Regions from separate parts of the Mus musculus genome. Here region 2 is linked to region 1. A link is a loop called in an ENCODE intact Hi-C map of the cell type or tissue named here. Cell type or tissue: heart. All regions are shown on one strand. Region 1 has its middle 47 kb from the start of Gm39672. Region 2 has its middle 2.9 kb from the start of Gm35063.

What was found. Hi-C counts contacts between places; a loop is a spot of excess contacts. Peaks named below come from ENCODE experiments on the same cell type or tissue, not always from the same donor. Only the 100,000 strongest peaks of a DNase experiment are listed, where the experiment ranks them.
Region 2: it touches region 1 in a loop (3-fold over the local background); 4 of 42 quality-filtered maps call a loop at or near these places.

The regions. Positions count from the first base shown.
Region 1 is chr11:31,461,976-31,466,975 of GRCm38, reverse strand. No RefSeq gene overlaps it. Among named protein-coding and RNA genes, the nearest start is that of Gm39672, 47 kb to the right of the region's middle. In heart, no CTCF peak of the experiment used is centred here; DNase peaks (open chromatin) are centred at 1,935 and 4,285.
Region 2 is chr11:31,612,419-31,617,418 of GRCm38, reverse strand. No RefSeq gene overlaps it. Among named protein-coding and RNA genes, the nearest start is that of Gm35063, 2.9 kb to the left of the region's middle. In heart, a CTCF peak has its summit at 2,076 (motif pointing right); a DNase peak (open chromatin) is centred at 1,268.

The DNA of each region.
Region 1 (5,000 bases):
GTCAAATGGACTCGGGAAGCTGTCTTCCTTTGGTCTCACCTACATTTGCTCTTGTGGTCCAGTTAGAGACTGGGATACTGTTTGTCAAGGATACCCCAATTCTCTTTGTATGGTCTGTCCAGCTGGCTAGCTCAGGCTCTTTGCCAACGTGTTCTTCCATCAGCAGGAGGGGGAAAGCCCCAGAAGGCAAGCACTTTCTAGCCTCTGTTCCATGACTTTTGTTCTCCTGTTGGTTAAGGCTAGACCTAACACCAGCTCAATTCTAGAGTTAAGGGAATGAGATGATACCCACTCTGAACACAGCTTCTACCAGCAGAGACTAAGTCCAGACACACACACACACACACACACACACACACACACACACACACACACACACACACACGGCACGTGGGGTGGCAGAGGAGAGCATAGCGCACGGGACCAGGGCAAGCTCTACTAGCACTAGCTTCCGTGCCTGTTAAGGTATGCAGTCCTATCTTCCCCATCACTCCGAGAATCATCTGGCTTTTGTTGCTAAGGTGCCATGTCTGAAGTTGGGATCTTCAAAAATTACACATGACTCCTCTGCTAAGACACACACACCACAAGGCTGCCTTCTGTGAGGCACAATGTCCAACTTAGGGTGATCCAGTTGGCAACATTTCAACTCCCTAGGGCTGTGTCAATGACACACACTCAATAATGGCACTTTGAATGTTGAACTATGGCCTTTTCTTGGGCTAGTGGCACACAGCATGACACTCTCTCCTTGATGCTGTGCCATAGCCACATGCCACAGCTCCCAGTCGGGTGTGCATCACTCTGACAGACAACCAAGACCTCCCCTCCAAGTGAAACCCAGCCGAGGTCTTCTGGAGCCTGCACACACGCAGTGCACATTTAACCTGCTGTGTTTCAGCAGTCATACTGACATGTTCAACAGTGGGATTGCTGAGATCTAACCCTGCCTTAAGCCATGGTGGATCTGTCTTCTTGACAATGACTGAAGAGATCTAATCAATTTAAAGGAAACTTCTAAGTTACTACAACTATCAGGAATTATTTTTAAAAATTAGAGTGCAGTTTTTAAATTGCCGTGAGGAGTTGGATCTTCAGAATATAGGACTTTGTACAACTTGATTGCTCTGATCTATTATCATAAGCCTTTATAAACAAGGGGGTTTGGGGTAGACTGGTCTAGAATAAGAGAAGCTAATGAGGTAAATGCAGTGGGGAAGACATGACTGAATCCTAATCCCTGAAAAAACACAGATCTCAACCACAAAAACATCTGGGAGAAGTGACAGGCAATCCCAGGGCATGTGCACTGCTCAGTCAGGGTAATGAGTGCTCCACGTGTAGACAACAATGTTCTTCTTCAAGAAAGCATGTACTCAAGTGTCTATGCTTTCTTCCACTCACTAAAACACTGTTTTTCTGCTCCAGGCTCCTTTTCTGTAAGGTCAGCCTTTAGTAGGTCCAGGTCGGTGGGTTCAATCGATAGCAGACTGACCAAGTGTCTACACTGACCATATATAGGATTTTGTTATTTCCTAAACTGTACAACAGGACAGCCACTTTCACAGCATCTACTTAGCACCAGGCAGAAGAGAGCATCTAAAGAGGTTTTAGAGTGCATGGGAGGACATTAGAGGTTATAAATGAGCACCACTCCATTTCATACATGGCAGTGGAGCATTTGCAGATTTTGCTGACTGTAGGGAGTACCAGAACCATGCTCCTGGGACAGCAACAGACAACCATACTTGGCTCATCTGTACTGCCAAGCTGGGACCCACAAGTCCCACTGCAAATTTTTCCAAAGCGGGATGTGGCAGGGGAGTGCCAGGCTGGAGGAAGAAACACTTGCTGCTTCTTGCTCCTTCCTGTCCCTGCTCTGTTCCTAGCAGTAACCTTCCCTTCCTGGTAGCTGTAGTGCTTTCCTAGAGCAACAGCTGTATCCAGCTGCTGAGTTCCAGCCCCCAGTTCCTAAGCCACCAAGCTCCATGCTTGTCCACAGGGACACAGAGCAACTCATGCCCTTTTCTTCTAGTCCTTGGAATAGTAGCCATTTCTTAATAATTTTCTTGTTGGCTTATTTAGGGGGTCCCTTTGACTCTACTGGCTAACAGTCTTATGCCTACTTAACAGGTTATAGCCACACATATAGTCCACACATATAGTATGTAGTTTCAGTTAGATGAGGTTTTTTTAAAGCAGTCAAAAATATTAATAATTGTCCCTCTCAAGAGATACTGCCTAGTCTCACAAATATTATTATAGCATAGTGTAAAAATTGTTCTATTTTATTATTAGTGATTGCTATTAATCTCTTACTGGGTCTAACTTGTAAATTTGACTTTACTACAGGCATGTATGTATAAAAACAAAGACAGTCCACACCAGGTTCAGTTCTCTCTACAGTTTTTCGTACCAACTAGAGATGTTAGAGTGTACTCCTTGAAGATAAGGGTTACCATGGGGTAATAAATTCACTCCATCTAAATAACATACAGAGTTTCTGTCTTCAAAACATATAATGACATATGGTGTTTTTTAAAAGTTTAGTCAAAAGAAAAAGTAGATATGTAAATATCTGTGCATAGATAAATAGATAGATAGAGATCTATATCACATATGTGAACATACATGTATAACTACATAAAGGAAATAGGATAAAATGTTGAATTAGATTCAATAATTTCCTAAGTTTACCTGCCACTGCCTGGAAGTCCCTTCCCCCAGGGGAAGGCTCAAGTGGATGTGAGAGGCAAGGCGGGACCTGTGTGGACAGCTGGCCTCAAGTCAACCCTATATAGTAGACTTGACCGAGCCTAATCCAACCTGGGGAGGTACAAGAAATCCTCAAATCTTGTCTCCGTCTAAGAGGAAGAGACCACCCTCAAGATGTCTTCAAATCCAGAAAAATTCCACTTTTGACTTACAGGCATTTCCAGGTTTCTGACTTCAATCCCTTGTGCTCTTTGCATGTTCCTTCCACAGAGGCCCCTTCACGGTGAGCAGAAACCTCGCTTGCATCTCAGAGGAGAGCTCTGCATGCCTCTTTTTACAGACACTGCCAAGACCCAGTCCACCTTCCTGCCCTGACCTGATTGCTGTCTTTATTTCCCTCCATGCCTCTGACTGCAGCTCCACATTTGATCTTGATATCAATACCCTGTGTTGTGCTGGGTTTCCATCTATAGCCATGTATGCTCTGTGTTTTTTCCTTCGATGTTAAGAGTTTTTGGTGAGCTGAGTTAGTATCTTGGTATGGCTTTTTTAAGAAAAGCATTTGGGCCAAGTCTGATGGTACAGGCTTATAAACCCAGCTCTTGGGAGGCTATGGCAAAAAGAATCCAGGTGGAAGGCTAGGAAGATCTTGTTTCAAATGAGAATGAAGCTAGGAATAGTGGTGTACACTTTAATTCCAGCATCAATGAGGCAGAAGCAGGTGGATCTTTGTGAGATCAAGGCCAGCCTGGTCTATATAACGAGATGGTCTATATAATGAGATGGTGTCTCAATACAATAAAATATTAGCATAACATAAAATGTTTACTTCAGCCCTGATAAAATTTGACAAGAACTGTTAGTGTGAAATCTGATCAGATTTCTCCTGGCCTTCAGGAGAAGCCAGGAGATCATCATCCTATCTCCGAAGGCCTCTTGCAAAGGCTGCAAATGAAGGAGTAGCCCCAAGACAAGCAACAGACTCACCCAGGAGAGGGCTGGGAAGTGGAGAGCTACTGCCTGAGGCTTGCTCCATTCCCTCACTTAGGAACCACTTTTTTCATTTGACCAGCTTTCCAAATGCCTTCTGTCCCTGTGAAGGCCATCTGCACAGCTCCATGCTTTACAGAGCTGGTCCACGCCAGTGAAGACAAGTGGCTGTTGGCACTGCTTGCTCTGTGTAAAAGCAAAACCTCTGAGAGGTATTAGATGCCTTCCCACCTGATTATTCAGTCACAGAACTAGACAGCAGTATCAAGTACAATTTTGAATACATACCTCATGATCAATATATCCCTCATAGAGTCAGTTACAGATGCCCAAGGAGTGTGTGCCAGAGTGGTCACTGAAACTTTCTGGGAATAGGAATAAGCTGAAAACAGTGCCAACATCTGTCGGTATGGCCATAGGTATATAATCGTTCTGCTAAATACCCAGAAGAGTAATAGTTACAAAGAATAAGGTAGAAAAAAACCAGAGACCAAACTGTAATGCACCCACTAGCAGGCAGACACATTCTGCAATGCTGTTCACTAATAAAGAAAACTAGAGTGCTTTAAAGGAATGGCTGACTTCAGGGCTGGGAGAGGAAAGTACAAGATAAGCCAGGAACATGTTGTGATGCCAGAAGAAAAGAAAGACTCAAAACCTATGGGAATGTCACAGGAACAGGGGAAGGAGCTCCTGTTGGCCAAACATAGAGCACAGAGAACCAAAATAAACAAGTGGAGTGTGCCATCCCTCCCACATGAGCCCCACATCTGTAGATGCAACAGACCTTAGCATTTCTAGGTTATTGGGCATTATAAGTGATCAAGAAGTGGCCTAAAGTATAGGACAGGCATGGAGGAGATACAGATCGCATGCAGTGTTAGGATTTAATATCTCAGGGGCTCCTGGAACCACCTCTCCACAGATACCAAGAAATAACTATAGTAACTTATAGTCCATTTACATTCTAGCATCTATGGGTCCATAATAAATCAATAAACAAATACATGGAGGAGAAAACAGAACTCATGCTTATAACACAGTGCCAAGACCACTGGCATTCTTGCAAAATGATGTAAAAATCATTACTCTGCAACAACTGTCAAAACGATTGGCCTTAACAAGGTTCACCAACAGAGGCCAAACATTAGAAAGAGGTTGGTGAGAAGCTGTGTTGGAGAAGTGAGTCAGAACAGTCTGACTAGCAGCCTACAATAGATTATGCATGTGCAGCGCAGCAGGAAATCTGTATTTACTAACCCTGGAACCTGCCTGCCACCCAGATATGAACAAAG
Region 2 (5,000 bases), 150 kb before region 1:
GTAATCTAATTCCAAGCATAGCACAGAGCCCCAAGGCTTTCAATCCCACCTTATGGGTGAGGCAATCACAGCTTGGGAAGATTAAGGGACTTGGCTGAAGCCACTGGGAAGTCAGCAGAGGGCTTGAAATTGGAAGCCAGCTTGATCAAAGAGAATTTAGAGTCTCTTTGGAATCTGTTTCTAGGTGGACAAGTGACCTAGATGGGCCAAATGCAACTAGGCAACATTGACTAGATAGATTGGCCCAAGGGGACAGTAAGTAACCCTTGCTCTAGAAGGTCTAGGAAGATCTGGGTTGACAGGCCTGGGGTGGGGGAGGGCTTCTATCATTACCACCACCCCGGACCCCTTTTAGCTGTAAGTAGTGCCCTTGACTAAGTTTGATAGAGTAATCTTGCAGGATTCATCCAAGGACATAAAACCAAGGCCTTTCCTCTCTGAAAGCAGAGCTTGTTTAGACTTGTGTGAACTCGAGAGACTGGGGAGTAGGGACTGGCTATCAATCATCAAGAACATGTCAGGCAATCTTCATGAACCGCTGAGCTGATGCAAGGCCTTCTCTGCAGAATCCTGATTGATCTGGGGCCCCGGGGTTGGTCCAGTGTTTTGTTGGTTTGGTTCTCTGAGACCCTGGGGACAGAAGCCTTGGTTTCATGCAGGTTAGGCAAGCACAGCCTTAGCTCAACTTTATAGACCAGGGGACCAACTTCATAGAAGTTAGACAATTTGCCCTTCCTGGGGCAGAGCCAGAGACACTGGTCCTAGGAGCTACCCCCATACAGTGCTCTGTGCTTGTTGAGATCTGTCACGATTTAGTGGTGAAAGACTAATGTGGGGATTTTATCTCCCCAGCACTGTAGTCAGTGCTGACTCTCCAGGGATCTGGCCACTTTTCCATTACAGCCCCAAGTGCCAGTGTCACAGTCCTGAGGGCCACGCCCAGTGAGTCCCATTAGTAAGGCTGACATTGGCTTCTTCAAAGCCCACACACCAAGACAACCCGGCTCTGCTTTTGTGTGCATTTGTGTCTCCCCTGCACCCCCTTTTTTCTGTCTTGACCCATTCCAAGACCAGGAAATCCTCCCATACAGACATCTGTAGGCTGCTGCTGGGACCAAATTCCTCCTCTCTCATTCCGATGACGAACAGCGGGGGCCACCGTCTAGCAAGAATCTTCCATGAACCTAAGACCCACAACATAACTAGCCTTCTTCAGCTGACGTCATGGTTTTAGCTTCTCTTGGGATTATTCTCCATGCTTCCTTTGTTCCTGCGTCACCTGGTACGGAGCCAACTGCACAATACTCATTGCTCTGAAGGACAAGTAAGTGCCTTTATTCTCGTTGTCTTCAGAGTTCTCGGTGACAGCAACAGGGAAGAAACGGGGTAGCCTAGGAACCTCTCAGAAGCAACCTCAGAAAGGCCTGAGTTTGAATCCACCCCTTTTCTCCTATAAGGCGTGTGAATTCAGACAAGTTACAACAGCCTGCTAAGCTTTCTTTACTCCAAAGCAAAAGGAACGGCCTTCTTGTGAGGCATCATAAGAACAGCGCATGCGCGTGACCCCTGGTAGGTGCATCGAGCGACTGCTTTCGCTTTATCTTTGCCTGTCTTTACTCTCCACTGTAAAGTTATTCCTGAGAATTACACAGCGCATGGACGCTCTGCAGCTCCTTTCTGGCCCGTCTGCACTCTGAAGGATGAGCCTACTATCCTGGCTGTGTGTGACCAAGACAGCTCACACCTCCCATCGAGCAAGCTCTTCCTGGAGTATCGCACAGGGTGGCCAACTCTCAGCTGGGGGCGAGTGGGGGGAGGGTTAGGACTGGATCAGTTTCTTCTACACAGAGAATTTTTCAAAGACATTTCTGTCAATCAGTTGTCTTCATCTCCTCACACATATCCATGACTCCTGTCTCCAACACCAAGAACCCCAGTCCACTCCCTGCAAAATAATACCAACTAATGTTCATATAAAGATTTTTATTTTTTATTTTTAAAAACATACTGTATCTCTCGACTCTATGATGCTTTAGGTCTGGACATTTACTTATAACAGAGCTAGGCTGCAGTACCACTAATGCCCGAAAGGTGGCACCAGCTCACACACTTTGATAAGCTTTTTAGGACTTGAGATGGGTTTCAGGCTGTATAGAAGAAATTAGCTGCATACTTCTTGGCTCTGAGATGCTCAGGAATTTGTGAATAGCCTGTCAGAAGAAGGGAATTGCTGAGCGGACTGCCTTTCCCAAGGCTATAGTTGGCGAAGCACTCTTAAAGTTGATTTACAATGAGAAGTTCTTGAAAGATCCTGTTGTCCACGGTACAATTTAGCCTCCTTTGTCATTGCTGCCAGGCGGTAGTGAGTGAGTGTGCCCAGCTCTTCTTGGGTGACACATCAGGAAAAGCTTCAAGAGCAGTGAGACCCCAGAATGCAGTCGTTTTCTTTTTTAAAAAGAATTAAGAGGCAAGTTCATCTTCCTCCGAAAGAGGTAGACACAGAGCCTCAGAAAGCAGTCCTCAGCAGGGAGACAACTGCCTAAGCTGGATGGGCATTGCTCACCGTGGTGTCTAGGCAGGCAAACCCTACCTTCCTATAAATCCTCCTTTCACAGACAGAGCCTTTTGCATCAATTGTCAAGCAGGTCAGATCAAAAGGCTTTGGGTGGCGCTCACAAAACCACCTCGGCCAACACTGCGTCCACCCATGACTCTAGGTGAACTTCATCAGGAGCTTCTTAGCATCTGCAGCCAGATGAGATGCGGGGCTGCTGAGTTAGAGGATAGCTTTTGCCCGACATTAAGCACGGGCATCTTGAGGTTGCCATTCAGAACACAGTCTCTGCAGAAAACGAGAACTAGCTTGTGGATGACAGAAGCCAGAGATTCGTGTTCCCTTCCTGCCCACGCACACCTTCCCTCTTGCCTCTAGCTCCTAGCGAATTTGCCAGTGGTTTGGAGTGGAGAAGAAATCACATCAGGGGCTCTCAGAAGGAGGTACCAGTCTGTAGTTCTAGAGACTGCAGACACCATGAGAACCCTGGTGCTCTCTATTCACCGGGACATGCTGGGGATGATAGAAGGGCTTGGGCAGTCTGCTGAGACGAATGCACATGCTCTGAGATGAATGCGCATGCTCAAGTATTCTGTCATTCTTTCATCTCTCCGACTCTCATTTAGCCCCTGCCTGGCTTCTGTCCTGCCACGCTGGGCTCCCGGTAGATCACACACTCACACGGAACTACTTTGACAGTAGCAGCTTCAGGCAGCCACTTCATCCTCCTGTGACACTTGGCATTAGGAAGTCAGAGCTGCCTTCCTGCTGACCTTTACCTATGGAGACTCAAAGCCAGGACGTCACTTGACAGCTAGAGAATTGATTCCTTTAGAAGTCAGCACTGGGGTGACATGACAACCAGGCATTTGTTGCCATAGTGGGGTCTTTCTTGTGGGATTTGAGCAGAGCCCATGGTCCTTTCTGTGGCTTGGCTTTCTCACAGCACAGAGCATCAACGCCCCTGCCTTCCCAACATTTCCACACTGAGCTGCACTGTGCTGGTGTGGGACACTGTCGTGGGCGGTAGGGGTGGTTTACACTGCACATCTCAGTTTAAAGATCAGATATGTCTGCCTTCTCTTGTCCTTTCCAAATGATCTCCCAACACATGTGTGTGCAAAACATACACAGACAGACAGACAACACACAGACACATACATGCACAGACTCACACACACAGACATACATCTACATAGGCACACACACATTCACACACACACACATATACACATACATATACACACACATATACATACAGGCACACATATACACAAGCACACATACACACATACACACAAACAACACACAGACACACAGACACATGTATACACAATACACATATACACATACATAACACATATACACACATATACACACATACATACACACACAAACACACACCACACACACACACACACACACACACACACACACACACACACACACACACAGATACACAAATGGCCTCCTCATCTCCTCAGTGGCTAAGGATTTCCCCTTCATTTCCTCAATCCCCACATGACTGACTCTTTTTCTTTTCTTTTCTTTTTTCTTAAAATTAGATATTTTCTTTATTTACATTTGAAATGTTATCCCCTTTTCTAGTTTCTCCTCCAAAAATCCCCTATCTCCTCTCCCCTCCCCCTGGTCCCCAACCCACCCACTCCCATTCCTGGTCCTGGCATTCCCCTATACTGAGACATAGAGTCTTCACAGGACCAAGAGCCTCTCCTCCTATTGATGACCGACTAGGCCAACCTCTGCTACACATATAGCTAGAGCCACAAGTTCCACCATGTGTATTCTTTGATTAGTGGTATAGTTCCAGGGAGCTCTTGGGGTACTGGTTAGTTCGTATTGATGTTCCTCCTATGGGGCTTCAGACTCCTTCAGCTCTCTGGCTCCTTCATTGGGGACCTTTTGCTCCATCCAATGGATGACTGTGAGCATCCACTTCTGTATTTGTTAGGCACTGGCAGAGCCTCGCAGGAAACAGCTATATCAGGCTCCTGTCAGCAGGCTCTTGTTGGCATCTGCTTAGTGACTGGGTTTGGTGGTTGTTTATGGGGTGGATCCCCAAGTTGGGCAGTCTCTGGATGGTCCTTCCTTCAGGCTCTGCTCTGAACTTTGTCTCTGTAACTCCTTCCATGGGTGTTTTGTTCCCCATTCTAAGAAGGAACCACACGTTGGTCTTCCTTCTTTTTGAGTTTCATGTGTTTTGCAAATTGGATCTTGGGTATTCTAAGTTTCTGGGCTATCTTATCTGTGAGTGCATATCATGTGTGTTCTTTTGTGACTGGGTTACCTCACTCAGGATGATATCCTCCAGATCCATCCATTTGCCTAAGAATTTCATAAATTCATTGTTTTTTAATAGCTGAGTAGTTACTCCATTGTGTGAATGTACCACATTTTCTGTATCCATTCCTCTGTTGAGGGGCAT